Linked DNA regions of Homo sapiens: regions 2 and 3 are each linked to region 1. A link is a contact called in ENCODE Hi-C or POLR2A ChIA-PET data. All regions are on one chromosome and are shown on one strand. The core of a region is the stretch at or near the end of the contact, and the rest is flanking DNA. Distances in the headings are between cores, read along the strand shown.

Region 1 (5,001 bases), core at 1,672-4,171:
ACTGGCTTAGCGCTCCCACTGCTAGAGGCAGTACATCAACTTTCTTTCTTTTTTTTTTTTTTTTCTTGCTCTGTTGCCAGGCTGGAGTGCAGTGGCACGATCTTGGCTCATTGCAACCCCGACTCCCTGGTTCAAGCGATTCTCCTGCCTCAGCCTCCCAAGTAGCTGGGATTACAGGCACATGCCACCACGCCCAGCTAATTTTTGTATTTTTAGTAGAGACGTGGTTTCACCATGTTGGCCAGGATGGTCTCAATCTCCTGACCTCATGATCCGCCCACCTCGGCCTCCCAAAGTGCTGGGATTACAAGCATGAGCCACCGCGCTCAGCCTCAACTTTCAGCTTTCTTCACGTCATCTTTAGACTCATTGCCATGTCTATTTCTTGCTTTCTGTTGCTCTTTTGTTGTGTAAAGCATCACCCCTCCATCAGATCTTGTCCATATCCTCTTGGGGCGCATTAGCATCTGATTCTAGTTCTAGGAGTGAAGGCACAGGTAGAGATAGGATATTTGGAGAATCAGCACCTCCTTGCAGGGTGACTGTTTCATGCTTTTTAATGTAGGCTGTACCAGCCTTATCAGACAATGGTGGGAAGCCTGTGGAGACACAGCAGAATTTAGGAGGGCAGTGGCACTTGGATTCATTCAAATCCACCCAAATTCCCAGGGCTTCTTTCTTTCACAATCAATGCCCTCAGTGTTCACAGAAGAGACCTGATGAGGCTGCAAATGAAAATTTTTGTTGTAATTCTAGGCTGGGCGCGGTGGATCACGCCTGTAATCTCAGTACTTTGGAAGGCCGAGGTGGGGGAATCACTTGAGGTTAGGAGTTCCAAACCAGGCTGGCCAATATGGTGAAACCCCTTCTCTACTAAAAATACAAAAATTAGCTAGGTGCGGTGGCACACGCCTGTAATCCCAGTTACTTGGCAGGCTGAGGCAGGGAAATTGCTTGAGCCCGGGAGCCAGAGGTTGTAGTGAGCCAAGATTGTGCCACTGCACTCCAGCCTCGGCAACACAGCAAGACTCTGTCTCAAAACAATTATATTGTAATTCTGGTGCCTGCAGCACCAAGCTTTGCAGCTGAGAGCCCAGACAGTAGGGAATTGGGCTCCTCAGGGAGTCCAATATGCTCACACTTTACCCATTCCAAGAGGTTCACCCATATCATATCATTCCCCTGGACCTCATCACCAACCCTCTGATATCATTCCTTCCAAATCTTTCCCCAGCAGAGAAGGCAGATTTTTACATCACCCCTGAGGCTCCCTGAAATAGGAGGGTTTTCTGGTACAGTCATAAAAGCGTGTGTCCTCTGATCATGCTTAAGCTTGCCATTTTTCATTCTTTAAGCTCTCTTGGGCAGTTCAGGGGCTCAAAAAGTCAGAAAAACTTGTCCTTGCTACTGCCATTGCTGCTGCCACAGCCATCCCACACCCACAAAGCTGACAAATGGACACACAGCACTGTCAGAGTTTTCTTGTCACCTGGAAATGCCACAAAAAGATGGCTCTGCCTCATGTCTACCTTCTAAACCTCCCGCCAGTGCTTTACATATAGGGGACTTAAGCTATGCCCAGGACCAGAGCTACAAGGAAAGTGTAGATTTTAGTTGTTGATACCCTGCAATGTGGGGTTGTTGGGGGATGGAGAAGGGAGGCTGGAGAGGATGCCTGCCTAGGTGTAATTTTTTTTTTTTTTTTTTGAATTGGAGTCCCACTCTGTCACCCAGGCTGGAGTGTAGTGGCATGATCTCAGCTCACTACAATCTCTGCCTCCCAGGTTCAAGCAATTCTCCCTGCCTCAGCCTCTGGAGTAGCTGGGATTACAGGTGCCTGCCACCACGCCCAGCTAATTTTTGTGTTTTTTAGTAGAGACGGGGTTTTGCCATGTTGGCCAGGCTGGTCCTGAACTCCTGACCTCAGGTGATCCGCCCGTCTCAGCCTCCCAAATTTCTGGGATTACAGGCATGAGCCACCGCGCCGGCCTAGGCATAATATTTAATGTATATTTGAGGTCTGTCTTTGGACCACCTTCCTCTCTTATCCCAGCTAAGATACTGAGAGTACAAACTCCTGGTTATAATTCTAACTCCGCTGCTTACTACCTGTGTTAATCCAAATTCTCTGTGCCTCAATACTCATTAGTCACTGTGCCAATGAACTCTGGAACTCTGTGTGACTCTGGGAGTGTGTCGCAGTCCATCAGGTGAGTAGAATTTCTATAAATCGAGGACTACTGGTGTTGGACTATGGTAGGAAGCTCCCTGGGGTACTGTAGGAAGCAGGTGTCTCTATTTAGCAGCAGGACTGGCCCACAGGTGCTTTTACAGCGGCTGGCAAGTGTCTGCTCATGAATGAATGGATGGGTGGGAGCGGAGTGAAGGAGATTACGCCCCCAGGCCTCTGATCCCCAGGCTTGTAAAGGTGAGGGGGCCGCGGTGTGGCAAGAGGGAAAGAGTGCTTTGGTGTTTACAGGCCCCGACTTGAACTGAATCCTGGCTTTGCCACTTACGAGCGGCAGGACCCCTGGGTGAGTTCATTTACTCAGTTTCCTCTATTGTAGAATGGAGCTGGTAAGATCCATCTTCCCAACCCCACCCCAAATATTTGTGTTGAGAGTAAGTGGAACCCTTGATTCGAGAACCTAGTGCGGCCAGCGGACTAGGCCAGCGGAGAACCCTAGGAGCCCCGGGGGCGGGGGATGGGGGTGCAGGGTCCTGGCCGTGCAGGGGCAGCACGTGGGTGCCAAGCCCGCCTGCCGGTGCCAAGCCCGCCCGCCGGTGCCAAGCCCGCCCGCCAGTGCCTCTCGCGCGCACTCTGGATCCAGCGCCAATTTACCCCAATCCCGTAGCAGACGAGGGCTTGTGCGAGAGGGGGCCGGGCGGCTGCAGGGAAGGCGGAGTCCAAGGGGAAAACGAAACTGAGAACCAGCTCTCCCGAAGCCGCGGGTCTCCGGCCGGCGGCGGCGGCGGCGGCGGCGGCGGCGCAGGTGAGCAGGGCAGGGGGCAGCCGAGGGAGCGCGGGGAGCGGGGGCCGGGGGGCCACGTACGAGGGGCTGCAGGCCCAGCCGGGGCGGGACTCGCCAATCCTGCGTCCCCAGCTCAGGACGCGGACGCTGATCCGAAGCCCCTGGCCCCGGCTGGGTCAGCACTGGGAGAGCAGGCCCAGGTCCGCAGCCCGGGTGTGGGGCCCTCCCCAAATCCAGGGAAAGGATCGTGGAGCGGGGTGGGGACTGAAAGCCATTTCCTTCCCGTGAAGAATTTTTATCAGTGCAAGTAACAAATATTTCCCAGGCAGCAGTTGTGGGGCGGGGTCTAGTGGAAGACGAATAGGCCTAGTGGCTTGACACATGGAAAATACGGAGGCCTGAAATACTCATAGACTGGCTGAACAATCTTTGGCTAAAAATCTCTTCCGTGGAGAGTTGCAGTAGTTTCCCAATTGCCTGGCCGCAGTTCCTGTTCCCACTCCGTATCCTCACCCCTGAACCTCCACCCCCTACCTCTTCTCCACACCTCAGCATCTGGAATGTTCCTTTAAGTAAGAACCAGACTCTCCCCTGCTCCGACCTTCCCCGTAGCTTTCCTGTCTCATCAGAATCCTATAAACATTTATTAAGGCTCACAGGCAAGGCCCCTCGCACCCCCTACTCCGGCCACGCTGGCTTCCTTGCTGTTCCTGGTGCACAGCCAAGCATCCTCCAGCCTCTAGGCCTTTGCACTGCTTGTTTCTTCTTTCTGGAAAGCTTCTTCCCCAGATAACTGCATGGGGAAATCCCTCCCTTATCCTGCACTGCTTCCCATGCCAGCTTATCAGAGCAGCCTTCCTCAAACAACCTGCCTATACAAGAAACCCCGCTCTGCCCTTGCTGTTCCCCCTTCCACTACTTCGGTTGTCAACATAGTAGTTATCACCTGGTGACATTTTCTTTCTTTTCTTTTCTTTTTTTTTTTTTTTGAGACAGATTCTCACTCTGTCGCCAGGCTGGAATGCAGTGGCACGATCTGGGCTCACTGCAACCTCTGCCTCTCAGGTTCAAGCGATTTTCCTTCCTCAGCCTCCCAGGTAGCTGGGACTACAGGTGCCCGCCAGCACAGCCAACTAATTTTTTTATTTTTAGTAGAGACAGGGTTTCACCGTGTTGGCCAGGCTGTATGTAGTCTGCTGGAAAGGAAGTGGAGGCATAGCCAAAATAATTTCTGGGCATTAGTAAGATGGACAAATATTATTTTTTAGTGATTATGATGGAGGTTTCTTCCAGATGAGTGAATAAGATGTAGAATCTGCTCCCCAAAGAGCTCACTAATTAGTTTAAAAAGCAGTCAGGGCTGTGTTGAAGGTTGGGCAAGGTGGAGTGGCAAGCCCATACTAGCTGACCCTCCAGCATCAAAGAAGGCTGTGTTGATCCTGATAGATGAGTGGATATTGGTGGGTACAGAGAGAATGCAGATATTGCACTATAAATGTAGAGAAAAGCAGGTGACAAGTCCTGGATGGGGTATCTGGAGATATTTTGGTACTCACTCATTCATTATTGAGCCTGGTCCCTTACCTGTAGTAATTCATGCTCTATTTTGGAAAATAGTTAAATAAGCAATTTTAATAAAGGGGATGAGCACTGTGGAAGAGCCTGTGAAGGAGTGTCTGGGATTTTGAGCTGAAATCTGTAGGAAGTAGAAATTGACCAGGCCAAGACAGCAGAAGGAATAGAGTCAAGGGCATTTTAGGAGGGAGCAGGTTGGACAGAGGCAGTTGGGAGTTCAGGAGAGAGTCCATGGTGGAAGCGTGCTTTTGAGAACCATCATTGTGTCCGTGGAATTTAAAGCCACAAACCTGGAGGTGATCACCAGGGGAGTGAGTCCAAGTAGAAAAGAGCAAGTCTAAGGACCGGGCCCAGTGATGCTAGAATATCTAGAAAAGAGGAAGTTAGAACCATAGAAAAGGTTAAAAAAAAAAAAATAGAAGAAAAGAAGTTGAAGATGAACCAGGAAAGGAGA
Region 2 (5,001 bases), core at 1,121-3,620, 480 kb before region 1:
CCTCTAGAACTGTGAGACAATAAATTTCTGTTGTTTATAGCCACCAAGTTTTTAGTAATTTGCTAAAGCAATTATAGGAAACTGATGCAATACCCAAGCACTGGAGAGAATACAGAAAAATGGAAAACGTTAAGGATAATGAGGTGGACTGAACTGTGTTCCCTTAAAATTCATATGTTGAAGCCCTAACCCTCAGTGTGACTATATTTGGAGCTAAAGCCTTTGAAGAAGTAATTAAGGCTGAATGAGCTCATAAGGGTGGGACCCTAATTGGATAGGACTCACGTCCTTATAAAAAGGGGAAGAGACATTAGGGATGCACACACACAGATGAAAGGCCATGGGAGGACACAACAAGAAGGTGGCCATCTGCAAGCCAAAGAAAGAGGTCTCAGGAGAAACCAAACCTGCTGGCACCTTGATCTTGATCTCCAAAACTGTGAGACAATTAGTTTCTGTTGTTTAAGTCACGCAGTTCATGGTACTGGCAACTGCAGCCCTAGCCAACTAATACAGAGGGTTAACAGGGAAGACCCCCTTGAAGAGTTAGGTTCTTTAAGGAGATAAGGCCAGGATGACCCCACTTCCCAGGACTTTAGTCTTCCCTTAAGGAGTTTACACTGATTTAGTGGTGCTCTGGCTGGTGACAAGGAAGAGGAGAACATTCCAGGCAAAGGATCAGCAGGAGAAAAGTCTAGCCCTGCATTAACATTACAAGAAAGCATCTCCCACTACCAGAGCACAAGAGAAAGCTGCTTTCATGTGGCACAGGTTCAAGCAGGGTAACAGTGTCTAATCAGACACAGGTGTGTTGCCTGAGCCCAGAGGCTAAGTAGACTACCTTTAGGAGGGTCACTGTCACTCACAGTTGATCACTGGGGCATAACTTTAATCAAGCGTATGCATGGTGGGCAGACTTAGGGGAGACGGGGGGAAATAAAATATTTAAAACATGTTTTGAGGCTTGTTTCCAGCCCCAGACAGCATTTGATATGGGCAGAGGCCAGATTCAATCCCTGTCATCCAGATAACAACAAAAGAGAGGCAGAAAAGACTGTAGAGAGGATGCTTCATTGTTGCTAGGGAGATTGTCTTCCAGGAGCTCTTTGCCTAAGAAGTGTTTCTTCCACACAGATGCCAGGCAAAGTTAAATAGGCCTTCCCAGTATGCAGAGGGCAAATTGAACAAGAGGCCAGAGAGTTTGCTGAGACCCAACAGTGATGCGGGGGGCGTTTAAATACCATTCAGGAAGCCAAGTGACAGAGAGACAGCCAATGTGCTGGAGGTGGGGCCCCATCAGGCAGTGCTTCCCATATCATGACAAAGAAAATTATGACATTGGGACAGCACCATGGGGAAATGAAAGGGCTGTTGTGGCTGGCCTGGGCCCCACCTACCTGCCACAGGTGCTGAGGGTACAATGCCTCAGTGTCCTCATAGCACATTTGACACCTAAGGTTTGTATTGTGGGAAGCCTCTCCTCAGAGTACATCATCTCACTGGCCCCTGGCTATTTACGGGACTACCCTGTAGCTCTCCTGAGGGCTCCGAGTCCTCTCTGAAGGCACAAGTGGGTGAAGGAGTGGGGATACCAAATGTCGCACCATGTGAGACATGACTGCCCTGGTGGCAGTGGGGGTGGCAGTGAGTGGGGCACAGCAAATCCTCCACCTCTAACAGGGGTGATGTGGTTTGGCTACATCCCCAGCCAAATCTCATCTTGAATTGTAGTTCCCGTAATCCCCACGTGTCATGGGAGGGACCCAGCAGGAGATAATTGAATCATGGGGGCAGTTACCCTCATGTTGTTCTCATGATAGTGAGTTCTCACAAGATCTGATGTTTTTATATAAGGGGTTTTCCCCCTTTGCACTTCTCTCTCCTGCTGCCACGTGAAGGACATGTTTGCTTCCGCTTCTGCCATGACCATAAGTTTCCTGAGGCAACCCCAGTCCTGCAGAACTATGAGTCAATTCAACCTCTTTCCTTTATAAATTACCCAGTCTCGGGTATTGCTTCATAGCAGTATGAGAACAGACTGACACAAGAGGTGAATAAACCCAGAGCAAACCCAGAAAGGCCTGGGAGCCCCAGGAGCCAACTGGTGATTTAAGAAAGAGCAGAAGTGTTCAGTGTGACAGAGATAAGAGAAGGAGTAGAACTGAGACTCTGCCTCTGACTACATGACAACAGTCTTTACCAGTCTCACTGACTGGGGGCTTCTGCAGAGAATATGCTCGAGTCCCTACCTCTGAAAAACAAACACAGCCCTGCCTCAAAAACGTGAGCCACTTCCACAACCTCGAAAGGGGCATTTACACCAATGTCTCCATTTGCTCACCTCACATTCACTGAGTCACTTTCCTCCAGATCTACTGCCACCGTTCACTGAAGCTGCGCTCAGCAGTCACCAATGAACCACCTTCCTAAAGTCACAGATGTTCCCCACCCTACCTCCCTTTCTTCTCTTCTCTGCAGCACTTGACTCTCCAGGGCACTGCTGCTCCTCTCACTCCCTTCTCTCTGGTTTTCCTTCTCTCCCACCAACTACACCACTGTGAATCCTTCCCGGTTCTTCTTCGACTACTGACCCCATTGCTACCACGCACCCTAGGGTCATTCTCATTCTTCTGTTTGGTGATGTCTTGTTTCAGAGCTTCAACTGCCATCTATTTTCTGATGACTCCCACATCTCTATCTCCTGCCCAAATACAACTCCTGGGCTTCAGACCTGAATATCCAGATGAGCCCTGGACATCTCTGCTTGTTTGGCCTGCCAGAACCCCAAATTTACCATATTTCAAATCAAGTTCACCACCAACAAAAATATGCTTCCATCCTCCTTCTCCTGTGCTTGTGAGTGACAATACCATCCAGCCAGCTTCTCAGGACAAAACCCGGGAAGTGACTCCTTTTTCCACACAACCCTCTTCTTTTGCCTCCTAAATATTTCTCATGTCCAATCTCTTTTCTCCAATCCCACTGCCACTGACTCCATTCAGGCCCTCATCATACCTTGCTTCTATTATATAGCAACAGCTTCCTAACTATTTCACTGTCTTTAGAATGACCCCTGCCAATGTTTTTCCTTTTTAATTTTGAGTGATGGGCTCTAAAAATATTTTTTAGATACTATATTTTAAAAAATATTTTAAGCTTCTCTAACTGAACATCTAAACCCATAAAGTCCCTAATTAACAACCTTCAGAAACTCTCCTTTACCATACAAAGCCCAAATTCCTAAACAGGTATACAAGGCCCTCCATGAACTGTTTGTGCTAGTGGCACAACCTGGATGTAAAATCCAATGAATAAATGAAAGTCAAATACTCACTCTGCCCAACACCCTAATATGAATTAGGAATTCAATTCCACAAAGAAGGTGGAATTGAATCTATGCTGCTAAGGGTAAAGTGGGTTAGCTGTATTAGTCTGTTCTCATGCTGCTAATGGAGCAACATAACAGAGACTAGATAGTTGATTAAATATACAGGAAAGAGGTTTAATTGACTCACACTTCTGCAGGGCTGGGGAGGCCTCAGGAAAGAGAATCACGGCAGAAATGGAAGCAAACACACCCTTCTTCACATGGTGGCAGCAAGAAGAAGTGCAGAGAGAAGGAGGGGAAAAGCCCCTATAAAACCATCAGATCTCATGAGAACTTACTATCACGAGAACAGCATGCAGGTAAACACCACCATGATTCGATTACCTCCCACTGGGTCCCTCCCATGACACATGGGGATTATGGGAACTACAATTCAAGATAAGATTTGGGTAGGGACACGGTCAAACCATATCAGAGGAGGAAAGAAGATAAGCATCCTTGCTCCTGATTGGGGCACTTCATTCAGAACTTCTTCCTTTAAAATGCAACTTTCTTAGAACAGAGATCACTTCTCTCTTTTTCCTTCCTGGCAGCTGATAGGATAAGATTGGATGGAGGCCTCCTTATGGTTGGAAAGCGGCATCCTCTTTTTTCCCTCTGTTAGAAAACCAAGCAGGAACCAGGTAGAGTCCAGGAGAGAACATCCAAAGATGGATGTCATCTCAATTGCTTCCGAGTTCAGAGGAGGCAAAGGGTTCTTACATCTTGCCCACAGATTGACCCAAGTTCATGACCTGGAACAGGCACTTTTGTGAGGTGTCAAGGACAAAGCCCTAGCTGGTAATAAACAGCATGTTCTTATCCTGGAGTATTCCTCAGGAAATTACTGTGGTAGCAGGAAACCAGACAGGATTTGGGTTTTTAAAACCTTGCCTATCTTATCTTTGTAGATGTGACTAACTAGTAGGTCTTCAAACTGCCCCCAAGTAGGCATAAACCTTTGGGTCACCCAACATTATACTGGCTCTCCTAAAAAAAAAACATGTTATGTAGCCCTAATAACCTAGAGCTCCATGGGGACTGATCTCAGTGCAGTTACAGTGAAAAAACAAACAAATCAAGATGTAGCAACAAAGAAGAATTAAAGCATTTAGAATATTTATATTCTTCTCTTAAAGAACTCCAAAGAAAATCCAATTCATAATCCATAGCTCTGCTAGAATTTTCCTGGGGGGTATGGGGAAGAAGAGGAAGAGGGGCTATGAAGACTTATGCATTAATCTTTTTTATCTATTGTATTGCATAATAAATTTGTCTATAATCACAAAGAAGGTCTTTGCCTTAAGTCCTTATTCCCTCTCACAGTTATTGTAAGAGCCTCTGATTCCAATAGTGCCCACTCTTAAGTCACCACCCTGACTAAAGGTCCTTATGAGGTCTCCATAGCTAGGAGACAAAGTCCAAACAAAGTCTTGAAAATGGCACTCAAGTCCCTTCGCCTTCTGGCCTCAATCTACACATCCCACGTTACTTATGCCACCAGCCACACACATTTAGCTTCCCCCTCATTTACCATTGCAGAACTCCCCAAATACCCGTCTTTTCAGCCTTTCTGTCTTTGCATGAACTCCTTTTTTACTAACCCGTTAAAACCTCTGTCACCTTCTCTGTGA
Region 3 (5,001 bases), core at 813-3,312, 430 kb before region 1:
CCAAACCAGTTCTGTGACCCCATATCTAGTTACTAATTATAACAACCTTTCTTATAACCATAAGCATTTACAGGGTACTCTATTACTACCGTTATTGCTATTGTTATGTACACAAGGTTACAAAAACTAAATAATAATAGAACTAGAACTAGACTCTATGTTCTAGGCCTAAACTCACATTCAACACCTTTTTTCACTTTAAGAGTAACTTTCAAGCTATGTCCCATAAAGTCTTGGGTGTCTGTGGAGATGCCTAAAGCAGAAACTGGCAAGACAGAGAGTCAGACTCTCCATCCTCACTTTTCTATCTTTTATATTTCTATGAAGCAAGAGCTCCACTACTTAAAAAAAAAAAATGAAAACCACTGTAAGCCATGATATCCACCATGCAATCACTAAGAATGAAATCAGGTCAGACACTGTGACTCACACGTGTAATCCTAGCATTGTGGGAGACTGAGGCAGGAGGATCGCTCAAGGCCAGGAGTTTTTTACTAGTCTGGGCAACATAGCAAGACCCCCATCTCTACAAAAAAAAAATTTTTTTTAATTAGCCAGGTGTGGTAGCTATAGTCCTAGCTACTCAGGAGGCTGAGGTGGATGCCATCACTTGAGCCCAGGAGGTCAAGGCGGTAATGAGCTATGATTGCACCACTCTACTCCAGCCTGGGTAACACAGCAAGATTCTGTCTCAAAAAAACAAAACAAAACCAAAAGAATGAATCAGTGACGAACAAAGGATAGGACCATATACCCAAGGCCCTCAATATCAGTGGTTCCCCATCTGCCGATTCAATCAACTGTTCATAGAAATATGTGTGGGGAGGAGAGGAAAATAAAAAATAACACAAATCAAAAACAATATACTACAACAACCATTTACATAGCATTTACATGGTATTAGGTATTATTAGTAATCTAGAGATGATTTTAAATATGTGGGAGGATGTACATAGGTTGTATGCAAATATTATGCCATTTTCTACCAGGGACTTAAGCATCCCAGGATTTTGGGATCTTCTGGAGCCTTGGAACAAATTCCCTGCATGACTGTACCTTGATCTTAAAAAATAGGGGTAGAAAATAGCTTATGAGAAGTGAAGCAATGGGTTTGAAATAAACTTAACAAGTCCTGTCTCCTTTTCTATTGACAGGCTTTCTGCCCTGCCCCCGACCCCAGGAAGCTCAGGAAAGCTTAGTGAGACAGCAGGAAATCTAAAACACAGAATCTGTCTTCAGCAAAACTGAATAGTTTTCAATCTTCACAACACCCACTTTCACCACCCTTCACCATGGAAGCTTGGCCACCTTCCTTACTGAAATGAAATAGACCTGACTGCATCAACTACATAATGTTTATTCCCTGAGTGTCTACAAGTGCTATTGTCCCAAATGTCGACTGTGGAATATCTCATCCCACTCTGGAATTTGCATCTGGAAAAGTTTAAACTCTGGGAGAGGCCAATTGTTAATCCACAGGTGGAATTTCATGTCCCTTTGTGTCTTTGACTTGTCAGTCTCCAATTTATTACTCACATGAAGATAATTTCATTCTCTGGACTCAGAGAGGCAGAAAACAAGGAGGGGATATGAATGTGTTGGTCAAAGTAAATAAGCAGATGATTTTTATGATAGGCTAAATTGAACTATCATAGCCTCATGATTTTGAAAAGCTCTTTCCAAAGCTGAATTTACCTGCGGAGAGGTGTTTAGAAACCCCCTTTTGGTTTATAGTTCAGTCATGCTCCTATCTCCCCCCTTCAACGTAACATTCTGGATCAACTGCCCCTGTGTAACCAATTCTCATACTTAAAGTATAAAACTAGGAAGGATTTTTTCCTCCATTCTGAAAATTAATCTTTCACCTTAGGAAAAGATTTATACTTCTGAGTCATAGAAAAGCCAACACCCTCCAGCACTTAGAAGCAACCTCAGAAAAAGAAAAAGGAATGAAAACAGTGAATCAATTTCCCTTTCCACACAGATCTGAGAGATGAGATAGTTCTCGTGTCTGCCAAGGGGCTTCCGGCTCCGACAAGTTGAGTCAGCATGCTGCAAATCGTTCTAGATGGTTTTTGGACCACATGTGACAGCTAGAAGAAACTAAACTGGGTCAGGCTAACTTTTGCAAGGTGCCTTAGGATTTTAAGAGCTAAAAGGAAACTATAACTCAGTTTTGTGGCTCTTGTGATCAATACGATGTGAGGGTAAATGGTAGCAATGTGACCAGGCATGCTGCCCTCTCTTGCCTTTTGTAAGTGTCGTTACTATTATAATAAGACTCATGGGTGTGGCATCCATGAGGAGGTGCTGCTCAGATCTCCCTTTAAGAGAGAATCTGCTCGACTGTAGTGATCATTTCAGTGTGTATATGCATATCAAAATATCATGTTGTACACCTTAAACATAAACAATAAATTTAAAACTATAAACAACTTTTAAAAAGATAATATTTAGTGAGAAGTGTAGTTATCTGCCACCCTACAGCTGTCACAGCTGTGGGATCCATTACAGCATCCATACCAGGGCCACGCTTCTCCAGAGCTGCTCCTAGCCAATGATTGAGCATGGGGAGAGGGGACAGAGGTAGGAGTCTGCTAGGGCTGGGCATGCCTGCCCTACTGGGAAACTGTTGCTTCGGATGTCCCTATCAGCCTAGCCAAGACTTTCTCAGAGCTGCCCTGCAGGCTGAAACTCTACCTGCCCGATTCTTCTTCCTTCCTGCTCTCCCTTTACAGATGTGAGACTTGCATCATGGTCTGAGACTTGTCCCACCTGTTCCTGCTCCCTCTCCCTTTATCCTTCACAGGCATCACCCCCTAGTCAACGTTTTGCATTCCTAATTCCATCTTGGTGTCTGTTTCCTGAAGGAAATGAGCAGAGGCAGGTGGAGAGGGGCAGGTCTTTCTTCTCTCACCCCATCTCTAACCTCTCCTCCTCATGTTGCCTTAACTTTCCAGCCAGCCCACGCCTTCCCCCTTAAGCAGCAGCTGTGGCCTTCAGCAGTGTTTACCCTTGGCAGTCATGTGGTCCTTTTGCCATTTACTTTCCCAACAGAAACACCAACCCTAAGCAGATTGGAAACAGCACATGTGTCTTTATAAACTGAAAGTAAATATGAAAAGCCAAAGAGGTGCTGAGATAGTAGGGCCAAGTCTGTTCCACCTGAAGATTTGAGGAGTGTGTGTGTGTGTGTGTGTGTTTGTTTGTGTGTGTGTGTGTGTGTGTGTGTGTGTGTGTGTTTATTATCACTTGGGGGAGGAGGTGGCAGATATCCCCAAATTAGAAATAATCTTCTCATGATTTTGAGAAAGAATGAATACAAATGTATCATTCTACCTTTTCAATACCATTGCCTACCCCAAAGTTACCAGATCACTTAGCAAATAGCAGAATGATTTCACCTGTTTTCTTCTTTTTCCCTCTCTACTTTCATAAATCAGTAAGATAGTCAAAAGTTGGCAGGGAAGAAAGTCAGGGAGAATAAATATGAATGAACTGAATAAGCCACAAACTATTCAATCAATGTTTAATCAAGCAATTGTACAATTTAGAATGGCCATTGTCCTGTTTTAATTTTTTCAACTAATCTATCCAAGTGATCGTGTCATTTTAATTGCAAAAATGAAAAAGACCTAGGAAATCAAGAAGACAGTGAGTAAAAAGGAACAGCTGGGTGTGACTGAGTTGCCTGCTTGGAAGCAAGCAGAAAGATGTAAAGTGTTTGAAAATTCCTTCCACCGTTGGATTCTAAGGTGAGGAAATTAATTTTTAAAATTAAAACACAGACCTAATTCCTTTCTACTGACACCTGCTTAGTGTATGGACTCTGTTCACTTTTGCTTGAAACATAAAAGATGGCTTATCTCAGTCAAATTCTGTCTACCCCATAGGGATTTCATTCTCAGCATGCCAGAAACATTTAATCCTTTCTCTTTCTCTCTCTTTCTCTCTCCCCTCACTCTCTCTTCTCTTTTTGCTTCTTTCTTCTCTCTCTCTCTCTCTTTCCTTCTCTTCTAAAATTTTCCCAAAGCCTACAAGGACACCCTATGTGCAGTACTTTGTTGAATTAGAGGTTACACCATCGGCACTAACAAATACTTTAAGATTTCTTACGCCTTCGACCTTATCACTCCCAACCCCTCACCAACAAAGGGGGGAAATTCATATTAAATTATCTGGGCTGAGTATCATGGCAAATGTGTACACCCTGCCTTCCCCGATTCCTTCCATCTGTGTATGGCCTAAACAGCTGACTGGGACAGTCTTTCATCTTTAATCTAATCAACTAACTTTCCCATGGGAAACAGCCAATGAAGCCCAAATCTGCGTACCAAACTCTTTTTAGCCCAGGCAGCTCACTACATCTGACATTCCAAAAAAAAAAAAAATCAGTAAAAGTGGCTGCTATGAGTCACAAAAGACAAACAGCATTCCTGAAAGAAATGAACAATCACTAGAAGAAACACATTAGTGCTTGCTTTGGGAACCCTATAGGTCTCTATAGATCTGAATGAATGGTATTTAGGCCTGAATTCTCTGCATCTCTAGGATATCTTCTATTTGCTGTTTAGTTTTCTGTAAATATAACTGTCTCCTCTCCATTTTTTAATTGTAACAAACTAGCATCCAAAATACTTCTAATATTTAGCATATTCCTTAATATTCTCTTTTCAATTATGGCTACCAACTTAATGAGTGGTTAACTATAATTTGCTGTATACCACTGGCTTTCCATTTGGCAGGCCAAGACCTGCATATTACATCACAAGCTAGTACAAACACACACACACACGTGCACGCACACACACCAAAGCAAAAGTACAGTGGCAGAAGAGACTAAGGAAAGGAGATATCAGAACTAAATGTAATGTGGGGCCCAGGATCAGATGTCCTGGAACAGAAAAGAACATTAGTCACAACTAAGGAACTCCCGATAAAGTATGAACTTTAGATAATCATAATGTGTCAATATGGGTTCATTAAAGTGAAAAATGGACC

What was found. A loop is a pair of places that touch in the nucleus more often than their neighbours do. ChIA-PET counts read pairs that join two places held with the same protein, here RNA polymerase II (POLR2A). Pooled maps may share reads with other maps.
Region 2: a pooled map shows a loop between it and region 1 (4-fold over the local background). The contact joins the enhancer-like site here to the promoter of EIF2AK2 in region 1. A Hi-C loop is called at or near these places in 1 of 168 maps with a recorded cell type or tissue (transverse colon) and 5 of 50 pooled maps. POLR2A ChIA-PET finds 5 or more read pairs at or near these places in 2 of 52 experiments (T-cell and activated CD4-positive, alpha-beta T cell).
Region 3: a pooled map shows a loop between it and region 1 (5-fold over the local background). The contact joins the enhancer-like site here to the promoter of EIF2AK2 in region 1. A Hi-C loop is called at or near these places in 5 of 50 pooled maps. POLR2A ChIA-PET finds 5 or more read pairs at or near these places in 2 of 52 experiments (CD8-positive, alpha-beta memory T cell and activated CD4-positive, alpha-beta T cell).

What each region holds. Positions count from the first base shown.
Region 1 is chr2:37,154,900-37,159,900 of GRCh38, reverse strand. EIF2AK2 (eukaryotic translation initiation factor 2 alpha kinase 2) reads left to right here and starts at 2,921. Exons shown (of 17, transcript NM_001135651.3): 1 at 2,921-2,993. RefSeq lists silencers at 2,622-2,811, 3,012-3,131 and an enhancer at 2,862-2,991.
Region 2 is chr2:37,632,625-37,637,625 of GRCh38, reverse strand. No RefSeq gene overlaps it. Among named protein-coding and RNA genes, the nearest start is that of CDC42EP3, 37 kb to the left of the region's middle. RefSeq lists enhancers at 1,733-1,962, 3,495-3,564, 3,585-3,784. Within about 2 kb of position 2,370, at least 11 of the 41 ENCODE cell types and tissues checked have a DNase peak (open chromatin) inside an H3K27ac peak, as active enhancers do.
Region 3 is chr2:37,583,417-37,588,417 of GRCh38, reverse strand. All of the region lies in intron 1 of LINC03063 (long intergenic non-protein coding RNA 3063), which reads right to left. Among named protein-coding and RNA genes, the nearest start is that of LINC03063, 23 kb to the right of the region's middle. Within about 2 kb of position 2,062, at least 30 of the 41 ENCODE cell types and tissues checked have a DNase peak (open chromatin) inside an H3K27ac peak, as active enhancers do.